Linked DNA regions of Homo sapiens: region 2 is linked to region 1. Evidence: chromatin contacts called from ENCODE Hi-C or POLR2A ChIA-PET data. All regions are on one chromosome and are shown on one strand. Each heading gives the region's core, a stretch centred on a gene start or an enhancer-like site at or near the end of the contact. The rest is flanking DNA. Distances are from core to core; before and after follow the strand shown. Region 1 overlaps LINC01358 (long intergenic non-protein coding RNA 1358). Region 2 overlaps FGGY (FGGY carbohydrate kinase domain containing).

What was found. A loop is a pair of places that touch in the nucleus more often than their neighbours do. ChIA-PET counts read pairs that join two places held with the same protein, here RNA polymerase II (POLR2A). Pooled maps may share reads with other maps.
Region 2: a loop to region 1 is called in a pooled map, with 2.0 times the contacts of the local background. The contact joins two enhancer-like sites. A Hi-C loop is called at or near these places in 10 of 168 maps with a recorded cell type or tissue (A673, B cell, CD4-positive, alpha-beta T cell and 7 more), 3 of 37 single-sample maps with no recorded cell type and 13 of 50 pooled maps. POLR2A ChIA-PET finds 5 or more read pairs at or near these places in 1 of 52 experiments (OCI-LY7).

The regions. Positions count from the first base shown.
Region 1 is chr1:59,083,078-59,085,851 of GRCh38, forward strand. All of the region lies in intron 2 of LINC01358 (long intergenic non-protein coding RNA 1358), which reads left to right. Among named protein-coding and RNA genes, the nearest start is that of HSD52, 62 kb to the right of the region's middle. Within about 2 kb of position 1,284, at least 10 of the 41 ENCODE cell types and tissues checked have a DNase peak (open chromatin) inside an H3K27ac peak, as active enhancers do.
Region 2 is chr1:59,705,829-59,708,690 of GRCh38, forward strand. All of the region lies in intron 14 of FGGY (FGGY carbohydrate kinase domain containing), which reads left to right. Among named protein-coding and RNA genes, the nearest start is that of MIR4711, 26 kb to the right of the region's middle. Within about 2 kb of position 1,548, at least 13 of the 41 ENCODE cell types and tissues checked have a DNase peak (open chromatin) inside an H3K27ac peak, as active enhancers do.

The sequences.
Region 1 (2,774 bases), core at 34-2,533:
TCTACCATCCACACACATGCACTTTCTGATGCTGTAGGTTTCGGGTGAGACCAGAAGAACCTCAATTATTAAAAAAAGAGCTTTAAAAATGCCCCATTTTTTTTTTCTCTTTTAGCTTCCCCCCAAATACCCCACCCTCCTTTTTTTTTTCTAAATTTGAGACAAGGTCTCACTCTGTTGCCTAGGCTGGAGTGCAGTGGCACAATTTCAGATCACTGTAACCTCCACCTCCCAGGCTCCAATGATCCTGAGTCAAGCAATCCTCCCACCTCAGCCTCCCAAGTAGCTGGAGCTACAGGTGCACACCACGGCACCCGGCTAATTTTTGTATTTTTTTTTTTTTTTTGTAGAGATGGAGTCTCACTACATTACCCAGGCTGGTCTCGAACTCCTGAACTTGAGCTATCCTCCTGCCTTGGGCTCCCAAGGCGCTAGGATTACAGGTGTGAGCCACTGTGCCCAGTAGTTTTCACCTTTAAATTTTAAAGGTTACTTTTGCAGGCCTCAGGCATGACGGACAATGAGCAGGTGAAAAACCAATAGAAAAGTGTTCAAAAACTCCTGTGTTAACTAACAGGCTTCTGAATGTATCACTGTGGTCCACAGAGAAGGCTAGAGAAAGTAGCAAGAAGATGCTATGTCAACTACTACAGCCTTAAAACAAAGGTGGTGTCTATGTAGCTGAAATTTTTCCTATGTAGCTTGTGTTATTTTTGTTTAATCAAGCAAATAAGAGGGTTTTTCCATGGCAAACAAACAAACTCCAATGCATACCTTCTTTTCTTCTTTTTAACAATGAATAAAAAAAGGAAAGAAGGTACAGTTCTAAATTGACCCAATTTATTTTTCTTTTCTAAATGAGATTAAGATAAAAGTTGGAGAGAGGCCACTCAGATATGCTCAGAAATGATAGCTCAGCTTCTAACGGTTACTCAGCTTACATCTGATTAAGGTTTTCTGTAAAACGAAATTGTTCCTCATACCAGGCCGACTGGACCTGGACAGCTCTAGTCTGGGTCCTGGCCTCACAGTGCTGGGTCTCTCCGGGGCCCAGGCTAGGGACTGGAGATCCTGAGCTCCTGTCATTTCCCTCCCCTCCTTCCTTCCTTCCTTCCTTCTCCCCTGGCAAAGACTGTATCCTGTTGCTCTGAGCAAGGCCCAAGAGAAAGGCCAGCAACAGGTTATTGTGCTGGGAAGGAAGACAAATGAGTCCCTTTTCTGTGGGGCTCCTGGCATCCTGTTGGAGGAAGGAAAGGACAATGCTTTGAGGGAACTGGCTTTGCCGACCCCCTCCTGGCAGGCTCTCCCCTCTCCTTTCCGGTGTACCGTTTGTCAGCCCCAAAGCCTCCACTTCCTGAGTAATCACTAGATGCACGTGTGAGGTATGTGGTTCCCCCCCATGCCCAAGGCAGATTCCTGGCCCCACTTCAGGAAGTGCAGCTCAAAGAGCCCTGGACCAGGACCCTGAAACAAGGGAGAGTCTTGGCTCCTCTCTCTCTACCAGGGTAGCTATTGCCAGATCATTTCACATCTTAGGGCCTCTGTTATGGCAATTGTGTAAGTGCCTTCTGCACACTTGAAACTGCCCCCTGCATCAGGGATTCCCACACCTGCCTGTGCATCTGAGTCACCTGGGGAGCTCTGTTGCCCTACACTCTTCATATGCCCTGCCTGGACTCCAGGCAAAACAAGCAGACACTCCATCCCCAGAAATGTTCTGTGGTAATTCCAGTTCCCCTGAAATTAAAAACAAAAAACAAACAAACAAAAAAACTACCCTTCGTATCCTCTTACCTAGCTCTTTCCTATCCCCCTTCAATAAAGTGGTGGATTGATAGGTACACAGATACAAGAAGCAGTAAGGAGTAGTGGCTAGGAGAGTGAATTTCAGAGACAGACTTCCAGCAATCAAAGCCCAGATCCACCACTAGATATGTAAGCTTGGGTAGAACTTCGAACCGTTAGGTGCTTGCTTTTACTTATCTGTAAAATGGTAATAATAATAATATTACTTTCTAGGACTGTTGTAGGTTTAGGCTAATATGTTCAAAGCCTTTAATATAGAATTTAGCTGATCGAGGATACTATATAATGGTTAACTATTATTATTATTATCCCAGAGGTTCATTGAACATACAATGAATTTTTTTTTTCTGGACCTAATATCAAGCCAAGCACTGGCGACTTAGGAATGAATATGACACATTTCCTGCCCTCAAGAAGTTTTCAAGTCAGTAGGGAAGTCAGACTTATGAAGAACCAATTCTAACAAAATATTGTTACAGGATGGATCTCCCTAGGAAGCAGGCTCAGAAGGTGTTTAGCACTCAGGATGTTCTCAGGGAATGCCTTGAGATGAACACTTGTGGAAGAGGGAAAGGCCACAATCAGGACTGGCAGAGCGAGAAGGCAAAGCATGATGCAGGCTCTAAAACTATCTTGGCCAACCCCACCAACAGCTCTGGAACTAAAATGACCCTTCAGAGTTGTCAAAAGTGAAGCCAAGAAAGCCAGAGCTCTTTATACTCCTGTATCAATCAGTCACTGGATGTAGGTTGCTACAGGAAGGAGTGTGACTTGGGATCAGCCATCTCTTCCCTAAAGGTTGACAGTACCTCAGGAACTAGAGTAACAAGTTCTTGATTGAAAAGGGATCTGGAGCCAGATGCAGTGGCTCACGTTTGTAATCTTAGCACTTTGGGAGGCTGAGTTGAGCGGATTGCCTAAGCCCAGGAGTTCGAGACCAGCCTTGCCAACACGGTGAAACCCTGTCC
Region 2 (2,862 bases), core at 298-2,797, 620 kb after region 1:
AAGACCTTTTTTCCCCTGGACCTTTGAATGCAACTGGTCATCTAAAACTATTGACTTCCATCTCTTCTGAGGATTTTTGTAGCCAAATGGTGGAGGCATATCTAGCTTGAGAGTCTGAGGCAATTTCCTGATGATACATCTCAGTGGGCCTAAAGGAAACGAAACACCTACACCATTGCTCAATGCTGGAAAATTCTCCACAGTGGCCGACCCCTTTAGGAGGAGGGAAGCCAGGGCTCTGGGGAACAGCTCCTGTCTACGTGGGTGGAGAGTTCTTTCTTCAAGCATTGTGGATCGTAAACTCACTGAGCCTCCTGCCTGTACAGGAATAAATTTCCCCTGCCTTTGAGATCATCTCCTCTTCTCCTCACCTCAACCTGGCATCCTTCTCTTCTTAAGGCAACACAGCACTAGAGGCTGACTGCCCAGCCTCTTGAGCCAGACTTCCTGGAATTAAAACCCAGCTCTGCCACTCTTTACTTGTGAGGCCTGGAGCAAGTTTCTTAATTACTCTCTGCCTCTGTTTCCCTGGCTGTAAGATGAGAGTGCTAATGTTATCTACCTCACAGAGTTGTTACATGGGTCACTATTTATAAAGTACTTGGCACATAGTACAGTACTCAGGGAGCTACTAATAAATCATATATGGTATCTGAATTTGGGCTTCTCATTTCACAGCCAATTGACTTTGGATAATATGCTTACTCCAAGCTCAGCTCTCTAATTTGTAAAATGAGTATGAAAATATCTACTTCATGGAATTGCTGGGCAAGTCAAATGGGATAATGTGTGTAATGATTGTAGGTACTCAAGAGGTGGTAGCTACTGTGGTGATGAGTATCAAAAAAGACAGGAATGAATATACAGAGACTATCCTAATTCTCAAAAGCCAAGAGACTGGTAGAATGTGGCCTCCACACTCTTAGCCCTGTGACCTTAGACCTAACCTCTTCAACATTCAGTTTCCTGATCTGTAGAATTAGATTGACAATGGTGCCTACCTCTAGGTTCATGATGAAGAAGGAGTAATAATAAATTGGGTTCATAGAAAGTGCTTAATAAAATTAATTATTATTGTTACCTGTATCTCCTGTCCATTTAAGGGAAGATTCCTATTTGTAGTCAGGGGTCCCTGGGCAGAAGTGATGACAGCACAGGCAGAGGGCTGCACCCCCTGCCCTCTCCAACTCTGGGGATATAGCACAAGGTAAGAAAGAGAAGCAAATCTAAGGAAGGGAAATTGAGATCAAAGCCTGGTTTCTATGGATCAGGCCAAAATGATTGAGGGAGAGAGAGAAACACAACTCAGGATGTCCATCAGGATTTATCTGCAGCAGTGTGTCTCATTTTAACTCTTAAAACAGTTTTGTTGGATAGGTACTATTATTTCCAGTTTTGCCTAGCGAAACTGCGAGCTGGAGAGGTTAAGTGACTCGCCTAAGGTCAGATAGCTAAAAAGTAGAAAAACTGGGATTTGAGCCCAAGTCTGTCCAACTCTAAATCCCTAATGATATGCTTTTAATACATGCCTTGCCTCTGCTGGGAATGACTCAGAGGCCAAGCTGTAGGAGGAGGGGGAGAGAGGGATGACTGTGTTTCTCAGGGTGAACAGAGTAGGCAGCCACAGGGGCAGTAGGCCCGGAGCTAACAGGCCTTCATGTAAAAATTTGGAAATTTTGCCTGAAAGACAAGAGAGTGTTTTCAGCTGAGGCCGTTTTCAACTGTACCCTGTGTACTAGGCTGAGGGTAAACCAAAACACAGCCATAAATAGTTCTCCACAGAATTCTCGTCACAACAGCCCACTGTATTCCTTCTGTTTGGAGATGAATGTTGAAACACCATGCATGAAAATGGCTGAGTCTGTTGCTGTTCATGAAGTCTAGTCACAGCCCATTCAAATGAAGCCCCCTTGGATGTGAATAGAGATACGAGAATCAGCAGATGATCAGCCATCATGGACTCTTGACAAATGGCTTTGCCCAAAGAATCGGCATCCTTGGACTTCATACAAAGCAGGCCTTCCCAAAGCCTCTGTTTTGAAGGGACCCAGTCTGTTTGAATAGGTGTTTACCCACTTGCTACAGAATATGTTTGTATACCTGTTCTTTAATTTAAAAAAGTATCAAAGCTAGAAGGGACTTTAACAAGTCATCTAGTCCAATGCATTTAAAAGAAGGGGACATTTGGTTCCAGAGTAGGAGGTAACTGTCCTAAGGTTATATAGAGAGAATCCGAGATGAAATCCAGGGCCTCCTGTTTCTTAGTCTAAAACATGTCTGACTCTGCCCTTGTGAATGCAGCCAATACAGGGACAAAAAGTCTTTGGGCTTCTCTAAAGGGAGGGACTGCAATGTGTTAGAAATGGGAAGGAGGTTATGTTTGCCCTTGGTGCTTTCTACCTTTCCCATCTATTCTTTTCCTCCCATTTCATTTTTTTTTTCCTCATCTGTCAGAACTAACCAGTCTAATGTGCTCAATTTTCATTCCCTAAGAATCAGACTCCCAGATTTCCAGAGTTACTGCTGTTTACCTATTTCAGAGCTTTTCCCTACTTCAACTGGGCTGCCTTTTGAACAATGAAAGGGACCCTAGACCAGGGGAATACCAGGCTCGGCCCCTATTAAGTGGGTCTCCTTGGTTAAGACATTGCCTACCCAAGTGTCAATTCTCAATCTCTAAGGTGCAGGTGAGAAAGAGGAAAGGGACAAATAGTAATTGATCACCTGATACATGCTGAACTCTAATTATATAACCAGACTTAATCTTTAAAGGAGGTTATGTGAGGTGGGTAGATATTATTATCTTCATTTGCAAATGAGGAACTAGATTTCTAGAAAGGTAATTCACGTTCTCAAAGCCAT